Linked DNA regions of Homo sapiens: regions 2, 3 and 4 are each linked to region 1. Evidence: chromatin contacts called from ENCODE Hi-C data. All regions are on one chromosome and are shown on one strand. Each heading gives the region's core, a stretch centred on a gene start or an enhancer-like site at or near the end of the contact. The rest is flanking DNA. Distances are from core to core; before and after follow the strand shown.

Evidence for each region. A loop is a pair of places that touch in the nucleus more often than their neighbours do. Pooled maps may share reads with other maps.
Region 2: a map of CD4-positive, alpha-beta T cell shows a loop between it and region 1 (6-fold over the local background). The contact joins the promoter of DNAAF10 here to the promoter of TEX261 in region 1. A Hi-C loop is called at or near these places in 2 of 168 maps with a recorded cell type or tissue (CD4-positive, alpha-beta T cell and naive thymus-derived CD4-positive, alpha-beta T cell) and 5 of 50 pooled maps.
Region 3: a loop to region 1 is called in a map of naive thymus-derived CD4-positive, alpha-beta T cell, with 6 times the contacts of the local background. The contact joins the promoter of PPP3R1 here to the promoter of TEX261 in region 1. A Hi-C loop is called at or near these places in 1 of 168 maps with a recorded cell type or tissue (naive thymus-derived CD4-positive, alpha-beta T cell), 1 of 37 single-sample maps with no recorded cell type and 6 of 50 pooled maps.
Region 4: a loop to region 1 is called in a map of CD8-positive, alpha-beta T cell, with 17 times the contacts of the local background. The contact joins the promoter of CCT7 here to the promoter of TEX261 in region 1. A Hi-C loop is called at or near these places in 6 of 168 maps with a recorded cell type or tissue (CD14-positive monocyte, CD4-positive, alpha-beta T cell, CD8-positive, alpha-beta T cell and 2 more), 13 of 37 single-sample maps with no recorded cell type and 17 of 50 pooled maps.

What each region holds. Positions count from the first base shown.
Region 1 is chr2:70,993,299-70,996,963 of GRCh38, forward strand. TEX261 (testis expressed 261) reads right to left here and starts at 1,575. Exons shown (of 6, transcript NM_144582.3): 1 at 1,390-1,575; 2 at 398-477. The coding sequence starts at 1,459. RefSeq lists silencers at 1,147-1,236, 1,267-1,796 and an enhancer at 2,337-2,386.
Region 2 is chr2:68,155,658-68,159,322 of GRCh38, forward strand. It overlaps DNAAF10 (dynein axonemal assembly factor 10), which reads right to left and starts at 1,870. Exons shown (of 8, transcript NM_138458.4): 1 at 1,604-1,870. The coding sequence starts at 1,786. PNO1 (partner of NOB1 homolog) reads left to right here and starts at 2,231. Exons shown (of 7, transcript NM_020143.4): 1 at 2,231-2,484; 2 at 2,723-2,872. The coding sequence starts at 2,278. RefSeq lists enhancers at 1,113-2,045, 1,503-1,642, 1,923-2,162, 2,443-2,542.
Region 3 is chr2:68,250,968-68,254,632 of GRCh38, forward strand. PPP3R1 (protein phosphatase 3 regulatory subunit B, alpha) reads right to left here and starts at 1,565. Exons shown (of 6, transcript NM_000945.4): 1 at 1,158-1,565. The coding sequence starts at 1,160. PPP3R1-AS1 (PPP3R1 and CNRIP1 antisense RNA 1) reads left to right here and starts at 636. Exons shown (of 2, transcript XR_001739527.2): 1 at 636-767. RefSeq lists silencers at 885-994, 1,175-1,224, 1,485-1,924 and an enhancer at 2,015-2,684.
Region 4 is chr2:73,232,643-73,236,307 of GRCh38, forward strand. It overlaps CCT7 (chaperonin containing TCP1 subunit 7), which reads left to right and starts at 1,666. Exons shown (of 12, transcript NM_006429.4): 1 at 1,666-1,742. The coding sequence starts at 1,737. It overlaps PRADC1 (protease associated domain containing 1), which reads right to left and starts at 597. Exons shown (of 5, transcript NM_032319.3): 1 at 452-597. The coding sequence starts at 518. RefSeq lists a silencer at 644-853 and enhancers at 1,141-1,672, 1,314-1,363, 1,484-1,553.

The sequences.
Region 1 (3,665 bases), core at 325-2,824:
ATTAGAAAGATGGCAATGAACATATATGCAAAACTGTCTTATGGCTCCTCTAAGTTTTAAATGCTGTGAGCAGAGCAAAGGGCTAAAGACAGCGGGAGAGAGCTAAGCAAAGTCAAATCTACGGTCTTGTCAACAGAGAAGTACACTTCGCTGTCACCTTAAGGACTAGAGCACAAGGCCTGCAGTGAAACAATGCCACTTGGGGAAGGCGGCCAGGGAAGATCTGGGCCCAGGAGTGCAGACCCAAAAGACAGCGTTCAGGGCAAGGAGGTAAGAGTGTATGCTCAGGAAACAGCAGAGACACAGGCCTCATCATCCATGCCAAACTCTCCCCACTTCCTGCTTTTGAGGCAGGGCAAAAGAGTGAGGAGGACTCCTGGAGAAAGATGCCACTTACCCAGATCATGTATTTTATGATCCTGCTGGTGGCCACTGTGTATTCTTCTATCAGTTCTGCCAGGTAATAGAGTCCAGCCGCTGCAGGGTGGGAGGCAGGGAGACTATCAGCCAGGGTCACTCCCACCATCCTGGTCACCCCTCTCTCTGCAGCCCAGTCCCCATCCACCCTTCATGGACCCCAGAAGGTCAAGAACAAACCAAACATCCCATGTGTTGCCCTTCCAAGTCTGGAGAAGTAAAACTTTCTTAGGGCAACTAAGGACAAATCTCATAAAAATCAACGAAAGTCTGCATTTGATGCCACAGTACAATGATAACCTCTGGCTCAGAAAACGGAATTTCACGTATTCAATAAACACCTGCTGGGCACTTGGCATGAGCCAGGTCCCTGGGCTGAGAATACAGCTGAAAAAGACAGACAAGGGTCCTTCCCTGACCCAGCTTGGGAAAGGGAAGGGGAACAGTAGGGAGAGACAGACGAGTTTAGTGTGAGAAATGCTACTTTAGGGAAAGGACAGGGCACTGCTGGACCATCAACCCCTGTGGACTTCCCGGAAAAGATGACATCTCAACTGAGGCCGAATGGGAACCAGCCAGAGGAGAAGTGTCAAAGGTGGAGAGAGCAGGGAGCATGAAGGGCCAGAGGCGCAAAGGCGGCGGTAGGCGTTGGGGAAAAGTTCCGCGCGGCAGGCCCGCGAAGAGTGGGAGCCGCAGCGGTTAGCGGTCCGCAGACGCGGGGGCGGCACTCGAGTCACCCTTTCTCGGGCAGTGCCGGAGCGGACTCTGTGACACCTGGAAGGAGCCACGGTCAGGCCGGGCTGCCAGGCTCGACAGGAGGGGCAGGATCAGGCGGGAAGGGGTTGGGGCGGCGAAGGCCGGGAGCGCCGGGCAGTGGTCCCCCGAGTGGCTCCGAAACCCCCGCGATGCGACCCCCAACGAGCACCGATGCCGGGGCGGGAGCCCGCGCGGGCCGGGGTCGTGCAGTCTCACCGACAGCCAGCGTGATGAAGGCCACCTGGATGAAGAGCGACAGCCAGCTCAGCAGGTACATGAACCACATGGCGCCCCCACCCGCCCGCTCCCCGGCCACCGGGACGGGCCTGCGCGCTTCGGCTCCGGCGACACACAGCCGCCACCGCCGCCGCCGCCGCCGCGTCCCCGCCCCGCGGACGACAGGACGACGGTGCGCCGCCGCCGAGAGGAGCCCGGCCCTAGCGCTGCCCGGGGCCAGGCTCGCGCTAGCGCCGCCCGCCGGAGAGGAGGGCCAACCGCCGCTGCCCCGCCAGGATCCCCCGCTCCACTGAGGGGAATGAATGCAGACCGCTGCAGCCAGAGGGAGGCGGGACGGTGCCCAGGGGCGGAGACGACCAAGCGCCCATACTGGGGCTCGGAGTGCAGCCTCCAGTCCCTCCCTGTGCACTCCCGTACCAGCCTGGAGGTGGTCCAGGGCCGGACAGGGCCGCCCGACCGCGCCCCAGCAACCTCCCCAGAACCTGCCTCCCGGCAGGTTGCGGACAAGTCTGTCTCTTGCTATCGCAGGTGATAGGGACAAAATTATTGAATTCCTAATATGTGCCACGCTCTGTGATAAAGGCGAGGTGTGTTCTTGTCGGAAATTTGAGCAGATAATGTAAATCATTTTATAGACGGGGAAGCCGGGGCCAAAGGAAGTTGCCCTGGGTCATGCACCTAGGAAGCGGCACAATCAGGAGTTGGGGTGATTTTAATCGGTCATCCTCCGGCCTAATTCCCCTCTAGGCTGTTCTTTTGGGGTACATTCTGCACCTTTGTATCGCCTGCACCTCACCCCTTGCCGGGCACGCAGGGCGTCCGCTAGGCGCTGGATGCATTTACTACACCTCTGGGAGGGTTCCTGAGGGGCACCTGGAACCGGTTAGTCCTTGTCAACAAGTCTCCCATCTAGTGGCGGAGACAGGCATGCAAAATAAAGTATGTAGAACAAGAGTCTAGTAGGCTTATTTCAGAATCATATTTTTCCTGCATAAAAATACGTATTCCTAAAAAAAACAATTACCGTATGATTTAGCAATTCTACTTCTGGGTATATACCCAAAAGAACTGAGAAAGCAGAGACATTTGTATACCAATATTCATAGCATTATTCACAATGGTCAGAAGAGGGAAGCAACCCAAATGTCCATCGGTTGACGAAAAGATAGACATAAAGTGCTATAAACATACAATGGAATATTATCTAGCCTTAAAATGAAGTGAAATTCTGACACATGCTACAACATCAATGAACCTTGAAGGCATGATGCTAAGTGAAATAAGCCAAATAGGGAAGGACACACATTGTATGATTCCCCTCATATGAGGTACCCAGAGTAGTCAAAATCATGGGCAGAAAGTTAAATGGTGCTTGCCAGGGTCTGGGGGACAAAGAATGGGGAGTTACTTTTTAATGGATACAGGGTTTCAGTTTGGGAAGATGGATGGTGCTGATGGCATCACAACAGTGTGAATGTGCTTAATGTCACTGAATTGTATACAGTGTTACAGAATTGTAAAATGGTTAAAACGGTCAATTTTATGTTATGCATAGCTTCCCCCTCCCCCCAACAAAATACATAAGATTACAAAGCCCATCCTGGCTAACACGGTGAAACCCAGTCTCTACTAAAAATACAAAAAATTAGCCGGGCTTGGTGGCGGGCGCCTGTAGTCCCAGCTACTCAAGAAACTGAGGCAGGAGAAGAGCGTGAACCCGGGAGGCAGAAGTTGCAGTGAGCCGAGATTGCGCCACTGCACTCCAGCCTGGGCGACAGAGCGAGACTCCGTCTCAAGAAAAAAAAAAAAAAAAAGATTACAAAGCAGGCTGGGCACAGTGGCTCATGCCTGTAATCCCAGTACTTTGGGAGGCTGAGGTAGGAGGATCACTTGAGGCCAGGAGTTCAAGACCAGCCTGGGCAAAGAAAAATTTTAAAATGGCCAGGCATGGTGGTGCGTACCTGTAGTCGCAGTTACTCTGGGCTGAGGCAGGAGGATTACTTGAGTCCAGGAGATGGCGGCTGCAGTGAGCTATGATTGGGCCACTGCATTCCAGCTGGGATGACAGAATGAAAACTTGTCTCAAAAAAAAAAAAAATTGCAGTTGCCGGGCGCGGTGGCTCACGCCTGTAATCCCAGCACTTTGGGAGGCCGAGGCGGGAGGATCACGAGGTCAGGAGATTGAGACCATCCTGGCTAACACGGTGAAACTCTGTCTCCACTAAAAAATACAAAAAAAAAAATTAGCCGGGCAT
Region 2 (3,665 bases), core at 620-3,119, 2.8 Mb before region 1:
ACTCCGGACTGGGACAGAGCTACGCCATCCCTAAACAACAACAACAAAAAACAAAAACAACCCAAAATGCAATGTAAAGAAATTTTACTTTGTGTAGAAATCAGGAAGGGCATCATACATTAGATAATCTGAACTGAACATTGGAATAGCAACAGGTAGCCAGGCTTGGTGGCTCACGCCTGTAATCCCAGTATTACGGGAGGCCGATGTAGGCAGACTGCTTGAGCCCAGGAGTTGGAGACCAGCCTAGGCAACACGGTGAAACCCCATCTCTACCAAAATAAAAAATAAAAAAATAAAAAGTACAAAAAAATTAGTTAGGTGTGGTGGCACACACCTGTAGTCCCAGCTACTTGGGAGGCTGAGGTGGGGAGGCGGAGGTTGCAGTGAGCTGTGTTTGCACCACAGCACTCCGGGCTGGGTGACAGATTGAGACCCTGTCTCAAAAAAAAAAAAAAAAAAAAAAAAGCCACTGGTTACCAGAAGCTAAGTGATGAACAATACAAGGAACGAAGGAAAGGTAGAAAAAAATAAGCCATGTTTCATGTTTGTCATTCAGGGAAACTTAAAGCGGGATGGGGTCTTACATACTTTCTATTCTAGGCTTAACAGTCCAAATTGTATTCATCCTTTATCTACCAGTTTAATCCCTACCTCCTCCAAGCAGATTCTCTCCATAGGTTTTGATCCCCAGAGTTAACCTACCCTGCACTTGTAGTCTATTACAACCCTGATCTGATAATGACTGATCATTTTTTCAGGTAACAAAATCAACACTTTTTAAAAACTATAAACAGCTATAAAATGCTAGTTACTATCATTATTCTCTAATTCTTTCACTAGTAATCTTCAAAAAAACCTTGCAAACCTAATCTTTCCACACCCTGCTTAAATCCTTTCAGTTGTGTCCGTTTTTTCTTAGAAAAAAGGCATAAATCCTTTGAATGTCCTACAGATCTTGCAATGTCTGGTTCCTGCTTATCCCTCTAGTTTCTTAAGGAGATAAACTTCTTCCCATCACTGAGCTTCTGCATGTGCAGAAGCCCTGGAAACCTTGTCCTTTACTCCTAGTTTGACCTAGTTAGCTTCTGCACATACCAAAATCTGTTTTCATTCATCCCAAATCTGTTTTCACTCTCATTGAACCGTAACCGTGTTCCTTTGTGTGAGACAACTCATCTCGGTTTGTATTTATGTATCGTTGCTTTGATTATTGAACTGAGTATCTCTCCCACTAGAAAATAAACTCCATGAGATGGGGGACATTACCATTCACATCCCTGGGAATACCAGGCACTCAGCTGATGCCTGTCGAATGTGTTAGGTTGCCTCTTCCAACCACACTGCAGGCATCCTGGTGCCCGCTTTGGCTGGACTGCACTGGGGGTGGCAGGACGGTTGGGCGCGGAGGAACTACCCCGCGGATGAGAAGAAAGGTTTTAAATAGGAAACATTCCTCAGTCGGCGGTCAGCTTCTCTGGTCTCGCGCGGCTCAAGCCATGCTTTGGGGGACGCTGGGCGAAGGCTCTGGCAAAGAGGAATGCAGACCCCAGGATCCGCACTCGCCCCCAACGGCAGTCCGGATCCTCGACCCGGCACCCACCTCCCGAAGCAGCTTCAGGTCCCCGTGCTGGATCTCGTACAGCTGAATGACGCCGGTGCCCCGTGCGAAGTTGCCCATGGTCACAAATTTGGCGCTGCAGGGCACCCACTTACAGTCAAACACCGTGTAGTTGAAGCCCTTCTGGATATGGGCGATGATCTGAGGCTTCTCGAAGGCCGACATGGTGCAGCCAATTTCAGCTACGGCAACCGCCACACCCAGAGCCCCCAAAAACGGCAACCTGGAAACCAGACTCCAAACATTGGCAATTTGTCCCTCCCGCTTTCCGTATTCTGCCCCAGATGCCCTGGCATGTTGGCTGTAGTTATCCCCGGATAATGCCAGATGCGCTCCTGCGATCGCACAGAATGTTCCTTCACAACAGCACGAATTTGTTTATCGCCTTTACCCACTGCCTTTCGCACACATACATACTAGAGATTACAAAATACTTGGGCTGGGAGTTGCGCGGCTGGAGTGAGCCCAAGACCATCAGGCATATCTTAGGACAGCCTAACCCCGTTTTCCCCCCCACCGGCCCCAAATCCTGCAGGTCCCCGGCCTGTGACGTTTTAGGAAAGGGGCGGAGCTGCAGGGGTGGTTGGCTGAGGCTGGCTTCTGCGTGGTGCAGCTGCGCACGTGTTTCAGCCGGCAGCGCTTTAAGATTTCCGGGGATGGAATCCGAAATGGAAACGCAGAGCGCCAGGGCAGAGGAGGGCTTTACCCAGGTCACCCGCAAGGGTGGCCGACGGGCGAAGAAACGACAGGCTGAACAGCTGTCCGCAGCAGGAGAGGGCGGGGATGCGGGCCGCATGGACACAGAGGAGGCCAGGCCGGCGAAGAGGCCCGTCTTCCCACCCCTCTGTGGGGACGGGCTCCTGGTATGTGGCTGGGACCCTAGGACAGCAACGAGGCAAGGGCCAGACGCGGATCAAGCCGATGGCCTCTGGAGAATGTTGAAGCTGCGGTGGGGCTGTTCTGCCGTGATGCTCAGAGAGAAGTGATTCTTTGAAGTGTAACTAGTTCAGTTAAAGGAGGCCCTTTGTGGATCAGATGTCATTTTAAACTCCATCACCGTCCCTCCATAGCCTTCTGAGTTGTGTGTTCTTTTATTTACAGAGTGGGAAAGAAGAAACAAGGAAAATTCCAGTCCCAGCTAACAGATACACACCATTGAAAGAAAACTGGATGAAGATATTTACTCCTATTGTGGAACATTTGGGACTTCAGATACGCTTTAACTTGAAATCAAGGAATGTAGAAATCAGGGTAAGGAAAATCTCAATCATTTCCCAATACACCAGGCTTTCTCTCCTACAGAGATGAAAAGGCATGAATAGGCTTTACTTAATGGGACTTTTCTGTTGTATGGTTTTTGTCCAGTTTAAAAATTTACCATATTGAGTTTGAACTTCCCAAATGCCTTAAAAATCTGCATTCGATACAAATATTAATTGAATTTGTAAATTAGTTCTGAGATCACACCAAAATACTGGCTCTTCTTCTGTGTATCTTTTATAATGTTCTATGTCAAATTGAGAAAAGGTCGAGTAAAGAGATTGCCATAAACAGAAGCAGGTAAATAATGAATATAAGCACTTGCTGCTTTACAAGAAGTATATACAGTCAGCGTCGGGAATATGTTCTGGGATATGTTTTGTCAGATGACTTAGTCCTTGTGCGAATATTATAGAGTGTACTTACACAAACCTAGATGGTATGTGTATATTTGTTTATATATTTTTTTCATATGGAAAACCAAATGTCCCAGCACCATTACTGAATATCAGTCATTTCATCTACTTGATCTGCATTGCCGGTATCCAGTGCCATATATCAGGTTTCTGTATATTCTCCATTATACTGTTATGAGACCACCATGGTATGAGCGGTTGGTCACTGATCAAAATGTCATTATGCAGTGCATGACTGTGTTTTAATGGTGCTCTTTTGATTAAAAAATGTATTATTTTGATAAGAAACATGCATATATATGTGTGTGTGTGTGTGTGTGTGTGTATATATATCTTTTTATTTTGCTCTTTCACCCAGGCTGGAGTGA
Region 3 (3,665 bases), core at 315-2,814, 2.7 Mb before region 1:
AAAAGATGCGAGAAATTACCCACCGTCAACCAGTTTAAGTCTTCTGACAACTGTTCAAAGACTTTTAGAGAAAGCCTAATAACTGAATCGCATGATGGAGTATCTGATATACGCGGAATAGCACTCTGAACTTTCTCTACTGTGTATACAACTCTTGATTACAAAGAGGAAACTAACGACTAGGGCTTCCCCGAGCGAGAGAACCGGTAAGGTAACAGGCTAAAAGGGCGTCGTTGATTTCTTGGCTGCAGCGACAGAGGCGGGAGACACACCCCTAGCGTCGGTCTGAAACACTACAGCAGCGAATTCTACCTAGGGATTAATGTGAGGGTAAGGAAAGACAAATTAAAATCGCCATGATTCAAAAACAACCACTCCAAGAGAGAGACACAAGAAGGTACCAAAGAAAATGAAAAAACCCTTGGTAGTAACGGAAGCATGAAAAATTAAGCGCCCCCATTTCTCCCAAACCAAGTTCGCGTATGTTTTCGTGAACAAACACCTTGGATCTTTCCGGTTCGCCAGGGCAGCGAGCAAAGCAGCAGCGAACGGAAACCCCGCAGGGCTGCGCACCGCAGCTAAACCGACGCTCGCAGGAGAGGGGAAGTGAGTGGCAGGGTTCCCTGCCAAGACTCACTGCTGGGAAACAGGCAGTGAGTGGAAGCAGCAGCAGCTCTGGAGAGTAAGTGGGTCTTATGTAAAGTGCCATTTGCCACATATTGTTATTTCCAAAGGATTTCAGAATACCCTCGAACTCGAAAAACAGAGTGAGTGTGGAGGGGAGGGGGGTGCTCCACGTGGAGGAGGGTCGCGAGAAGGAGAGTGCGCCGGGCTGATGGTCAGCGGTGCCCGCGGGGGTCGATGCCGGGCGGGACCGGCGGCGCGGGGGTGGGGCGACGGCGGGGCGGCGGCCGAGCAGCAGAGGGGCGCCCCGCAGAGGCCGGGGGCGGGCGCGGGGGCCCCGCCGCCGTCCTGTCAGCAGCCGCCCCGCCGCCCTCTCCGGCTCGCCCGCAACCGCCGCGGGACCCGCCGGGCCCGGGTCTCTGGAATTTTCCACGGGGGACAGCCGACCGGGGGCGTCGGGGCTCGCCCCCGCACCCGACCCGGACGGCGGCAGTAGGGGGAGGGATGGTGCATCGAGGAAGCCAAGGTCTCACCATTTTGCTCGGCGGGTCGGCGGCTCGCTGGCTCGCTGGCTCGGAGAAGTGTTGCGCTCAGGCTGGCTCGCAGGAAACGGCGGCGGCGGCCCAGCTGCGGCCCTCGGGTCGCCGGCGGGGAGGGGGCGCGCGTGGGGGAGGGGAGGCGGCGCCGCGGGGCCCGCGCCGGCCGGGCGATTGGGCACGCGAGGGAGCGGGCAGGGTAGGGGGAAATAAATTAAGGTCGAGATTCAGAGCCGGAGAGCGCGGGAGGAGCAGCGGCGAGAGGCAGGAGAGGCAGAGAAGAAGAAAGGAGGGGGAGAGGGGGCGAAGACGGCCGGGAAACTCGGGGGCTGCAGCCTCGCGCTCGCGCCGGAGCCGTGACGGACTCACTGCAGCGGCTCGCGCTGACCCGCAACCTCAAGGCACGAAAAAAGGGGAGGGCGGAGAGGGAGGGGAAAGCGGAGTGCTGCAGCGCGCGGGGCGGGGGCGGGGCTTCCGCGAGCGCCGCACATCCGGGAACCTGCGCGCCCCGCTGGGCGGCGAGTGCCGCGGCGCTCTGGCGAGCTCTGGTTGGGGAACGCTGAGCGCGCGGACCACGTTCGCCCCTCAGCCGGCCGCCCCTTGCGTGCAGGGTGGGGGGAGGCCAGGGGCGGGGGCGCGGACGTCGGTGACGTCGCGTGGCGGAGCCCTTCCGGTCATGTGGCTGGAGGCGGGCGGGGAAGAAGGCAAGGCTGGGAGGGGAAGGAGGAAATGCGAGGGTTCCCCGGCGGGAGGAAGCGCGAGGGGTGCGCGAGTGCTAGCGAAAGGGGGACAGGGGCCCTGGAGTGGAAGCCTTGCGGGAGAGGAGGAGCAGAGGAGCAGTCTTAGGGTGTCAGAACCACCCGGATGCCGCACCAAAAAACAGGAAAAATCCAAGTCCTGCGAGAGGCAGTCAAAGGTATCTGTGCATCCGTGTACCGACTTGGATCCACTACAGAATTGCACGGCCCATCAGGACTGCTGTCACCCCGGTGCAGCACCCGCAGGCCCATCTGTAATATGAATTGGCAGAGTCAGGAACCAGGTTGCAAAGACAGAGAAGCGAGCCAAAGCTGGCCGCAGCCCGAGGCGTGGGGAGAACCTGGGCAAACGAGGAGAAGGGATACTTCCCACTCGCAGAAAGACTTTCCACCCAGCTCTGCATTCCCATAAACCGTCCAGACTCCCCTTTGGCGGAGTCCATCAGTTTTTGTTTAAAAAAAGAAAAAAACTCGAATGTAGATTGCCCGCTTATCCTTTTAGTAGAGCTATATCCACTCCTGTGGCAATTATCTTCCCAGAAAATTCAGATTACAATAGGAAATTACATCCAGAAAAGCATAAGGAGGAAATTTATGTTCGAGAGAAGAAATAAAGCTGTCAGGAGAGGTGTGATGAGGATAACGAAGAAAACATTTTGCAACTATTTTAACCAGTTATTCCTTTACAAGCCTTGATAATCGCCCGCACTCGTGTGTGTTTGAGAGTGTGTGTGTGTGTGTGTGTGTGTGTGAGAGAGAGAGAGAGGATGTTTTCTGAGTGATCGGAAACTCCTTATTGATAAAGCCTTTGAGTCATTTTATAAAAAGCCATTGTGTTGTTTTTTTTTAAAAAAGTCTTAATGATCCTTACATGAGAACTTTATTCTTTTTATGTGCTAATTATTTTTCCATATGATGAGCATGCATTTTTTTCTAATAAACGCTCAGCGATTTGCCCTAGGACTAAATGGTTCCTGTCTCTCTTTCTCTCTGTCTTTCTCTCTCTGTCAATCCCCCCCTCCCCGCCCCTCCATCCCTCCCCTTCCCCCTTCAGGAGCTACTTTGCTTCTGTGTCAGGATGAATAAGGAAAAGAACTTAGACATAACAAGCTGTGTCACACAGTGAATGTATCAAGGAAAGGCCAAGAAGGGACACTTTCTTCCACAAGTTTCTTGATTTAAATATGTTGCTATTTGATACTAACATATTACAGAACAAGAAAAAGTCCCTAGGGTATATGTGTAACGTTTTCTAGGTATACTATTTAAAATTAGTTTTTTATCATAAAAAGACGTGCTTTTTAAGAAAAAGTACTGTATGCAAAATTCTTCCTCTCTCCACTTACCAGAGGTAATCATGCTAACTGCATTTGTTTGTGTCCCTTGGACATTTTCAGTGAAAATCAAATTATTTTAACTAAGGGGTATGCACTAAGAAGGAATTCGAGCTATTTGGAATACAGTGGATTTAAAATAACCCATAATTTTGTTGTGTTGGAGGCAATTTATACTAGTCTGAATTCAGTAAGATAAGTAAATCCAAAATGCACCTTTAATAGGTTTTTCATCAAAAGGCTGAGGGGAAAAGTATGGTAAGTAGTCATTCTCCTTTTTGTCTCTTTCCATTAAATTTTGATGTAAAGCTTAGTGTGAGTGGGAACAGGTACCAAACAGTCCTGCAGAAGCATATGTGTTTTTAAAAATGTATGTACCAAATAGCCCTGCTAAAGGCATACATGTTTTTAAA
Region 4 (3,665 bases), core at 416-2,915, 2.2 Mb after region 1:
TATACGTATGTGCTCACTTATGTGCATAGATGTATACATTTATGTGCTTGTGTAGGTGTAAACGGTTTGTGCGTGTGTGCCCACGTGTAGGAATGTGTGCTCCTGTGTACATGTGAATGCTCACATACATATCTCCAGCCTGTAGTATCCTTCCTTAGCTGTCCCTTCTGGTCGCACCCTAAGTCACCTGGGTCGGCGCTAGTGGGCGGGGAGGGGCGAGTGGGGAGATCTGCTTTGTCGTGGGAAGGTGAGGAGTCAGAGCTTCAGCCTCAGGCTGCGCCCACTTTATGTCCTTGGACCACCACCCACTTATTCCGGCCGCCCGCTCCCAGACCTGTCCTGCTCTGAACTCGCAGGGTCCCCAAGGTGACCCTTGGCCCCCAACCCGAGACGCGCGCAAGCTGGACGGCCAGCCCCGCCCTGCAACGCAGTCCCACCCGTTGCCGCTCACCGTGGGCCGCGACGCACGCGGGGAGCCAGAGCACGAGACAACACCAGCCCGCGGCGCCGGGGACCATCTCCAGGGCCGGGCCCGGCCCGGCGCCGCGTTTCCTCTCGCCGCCCCGCCGCGCGTCGCTCGCAGGACTTCAGCCTGACAGCTGCTCCGGCCTCCCGCCCACATACCCGCTCTCGCCGCGGGCTGGACGACGGGAACGAGGCTCAAGGCTGATTGGCTCTGACGCCTGCTCATGTAGCCACACTTTCCGCCTCTGCGCCTTAGCCTACTTCCTATTGGTCGAGAGAAGTGGAGCCGGGGGCTGATTGGCTTAAACTCTTAACAGCTACAACCGGCCTTCGCCTCAGCCCCGCCCCAGCATACTCTCCGGGTCCTCGCTGGCGGTGGGCGGGCCAGGGAGGACAAGCACTGGAGGTGTGCCCGTAGCCGGACTTGCTTCAGCTGTCGATAGTCGAGGCCGTTAACCCTTGCGGTCTCGGTCCTGTCCACTCCAAGGCCGCCTCGATTGACGACGATTAGCCTTCTCCCAGCTGCGCTTCCCTCCTCCCAGCTGCGCTTCCCTCCTCCCCACGCCTTCACGGGAAGGCACTCGTCTTGCGCCAGGGGGTCTTCCGCCCAGTGCCACCAACGCTTGCGCGCTCACCGTGGATAGGCGCTGGGGCCGCGGCCTGGCGCACGCCATCCACGAGGAGCCTCTGGCCAGTGCAAAGCCAGAAAACGGGCATTGGGGGCAGCTTCCCACGCTCGTCCCGTTGACACTGACTATGTAACTGTGACACTGGACACCTTGACCTCTCAGCCTCCTTTCTGTCATCAGTAAAATGGCCTTAATAGGACCAACGCAATAGGGTTGTGAGGATTAAATGAGATCGCTCACGTAAAGTGCTTTGGCACCAGCCTATCCCACACTTTGCGTCCCACACTTTTGCCTTTATTGCATTCCTTGGTCTGGCGTCCGGGGATGGAGGAGGGTGGAATTAAGTTAGTAGGTGATGCGGGCCGAGCAAAGACCCTCCGTGCTCTAAGAAGCACGACCGAAATGCGGCGACCCCTCTTTAATGAACGCCCCTCACTAGAGAGTCCCCGAAGCCCAGCCTCAGGTCCTTCTAGCCGCACCGAGTCGGTGGTAACGAACCATAGAGTAGCGGAAGTGGTCCGTTCTCTTCCTCTCCCGGCCCAAGCTTCTGGGTATTTCTATTGCGCGAGGCATTGTGGGTTGCTGGGCGGCCCGGTCTCGGAGAAGAGGGGAGAGTGGCGGGCCGCTGAATAAGCTTCCAAAATGATGGTGAGTGGCGTCTCGCGCATCCGTCGCCATCAGCTGCCATCTGGCCGGTGGCCGGCGCCGCTCGGCCTGGGCTTGCTCTGTAGGACCCTCTTTTGCTTGCCGCCTCTGTCCTCGCCCAGATCCCCAGCTTAGGGGCGACCCCAGCCAGCCGCGGCCTGGCTCGGCCCGAGCACGGCGCTGGAGCCGTTGGCGAGGGCTGCGTGGGGCTTTAGAGGAGTCTCTGGGCTGGCCGGTTGGGGACTACAAGTCCCAGGGTGCTTCGGGCCCGCGAACCCACGTCGGGGACCTCTTTTTTAGCCCCGCATGATCGGGACTTGCGTGAAACGAGTGCAGGTCGGCCGTGGTTACGCGGTCGGCAGCTAGACTTGGAAGCTGGGGCTGCTCTGAGATTTGCGGGCTGTAAAGACGTGTGCTTCTTGGAACCGGCACAGGCACATTGGGGACCTCATATTGTGCCCGCCTAGGGACTCACTATGTTCACTCGCTGACCCTCACCGCAGCGTGCAGAGAAGCAGACGCCTTCCCTAGTACTTTTAATTCATTCACTCATTCGCTCAGTCATTAAATAAACGCGTCTTTAGTGCCTACTGAATGTACCAGGCCCTGGTGGTTGCTGGGGGTTGCAGCCTCTCAGCCAGGAGAACGGGAAAGGTAGATGGAGACACTGTATCGGAGGTGGGAAGACCCAGGCTCGGACTCTGGTGACATAAGAAAGGCTTTTCTAGTTGGCTACCTAACTCTGGGTCTCGTTTTCTTGAAATTTGGGGCGAGGGAGTTGCTGTGAGTCCTGGAGCCACCTAAAGTGCTCCTTGTAGCCCTACTTCCCACACTTCTTTTCTCTGTCTCTCGGAGCTTTAGATACTTTCCGTGGGTCCCAAGCCTCGATGGTATCTCCTGGGTTGTTATTGAGTAGGGCCAGCTTCCGAGGTGGTGTTTGACCCTGACTGAGATACTGCTTTCTGTGCACTTGGCAGTTCACTTATTCATTTTGGCCTGTCCGACTCTATCTTCTGCTCTTTTCCTGCTTCCTGCAGCTTTTCTCTGTCCTGTTAGGGACGCAGACACCTTTTAGGTGTTCTACCAAATGCCCTATGAATCCCGCTTGTACCCAAGGTAGAAGGAAATTAGCATTTAACAGTACTTCCTCTCCCCTTTATGTCTCTAGCATTGCTCATTCTTGAAGTCGTCTTCATCTTCTGTGCAGAGGCAGCATAGTACAGCAGTTGAGAGTAAGGCCTCTGGAGCTACACTGAATGCCTAGGTTTGTAACTTAGCTCTGCCACTTACTAGCTGTGTGACTTTGAGCATGTTATTTAATTTCTGGTTCTCAGTTTGTCAGTGTGCCTAGCAGATAGTAAGCACTCAGCAATGTTAGCTCTTACTCGGCGAGGTGGTTGTTTGCTTCCTTTCATCTCTGAAATCAGTCCATCCCGCTGCCAGGGCTTCCGTAAGAGCTTTGGTTCACATTCACACAGCTAGGGATCAGAACCGCCATTCTCTGCCGTGATAAAACTTCACCAGTGGGCTCTAGATCATCACACTTGGATTTTCCCTGAACTGACCCCTCCTCTGTCAGATTGACGTTTCCCTGCTGTATTGGCTCTTGATATCTCCTCCCCATTTTTGGAATGTGAAACTTCTATCTCCAAGAGTCTTCCTGTCTTCAAATTGGCCCCTGATATTCTAGAATACTTCTGTAATCGAAAGAGAGGTGAAAAGGTCCCCTGAAACCTCAGTCCTGTGATGTTGGTACAGCTTGCATAAAATGTATGTCCTTGCCTTTGTGGCGTTGAGCGCTGTGTGCCTTGGCATAGACACACTTGTTTTGTAAGCCATTAAGCTTAATGATGCTTAGTGAAAGTTTTAAAGTAGGATGAAGAGGAAGATCAGTAAGCTGAAATTCCAAAACCTTCCATTATACCT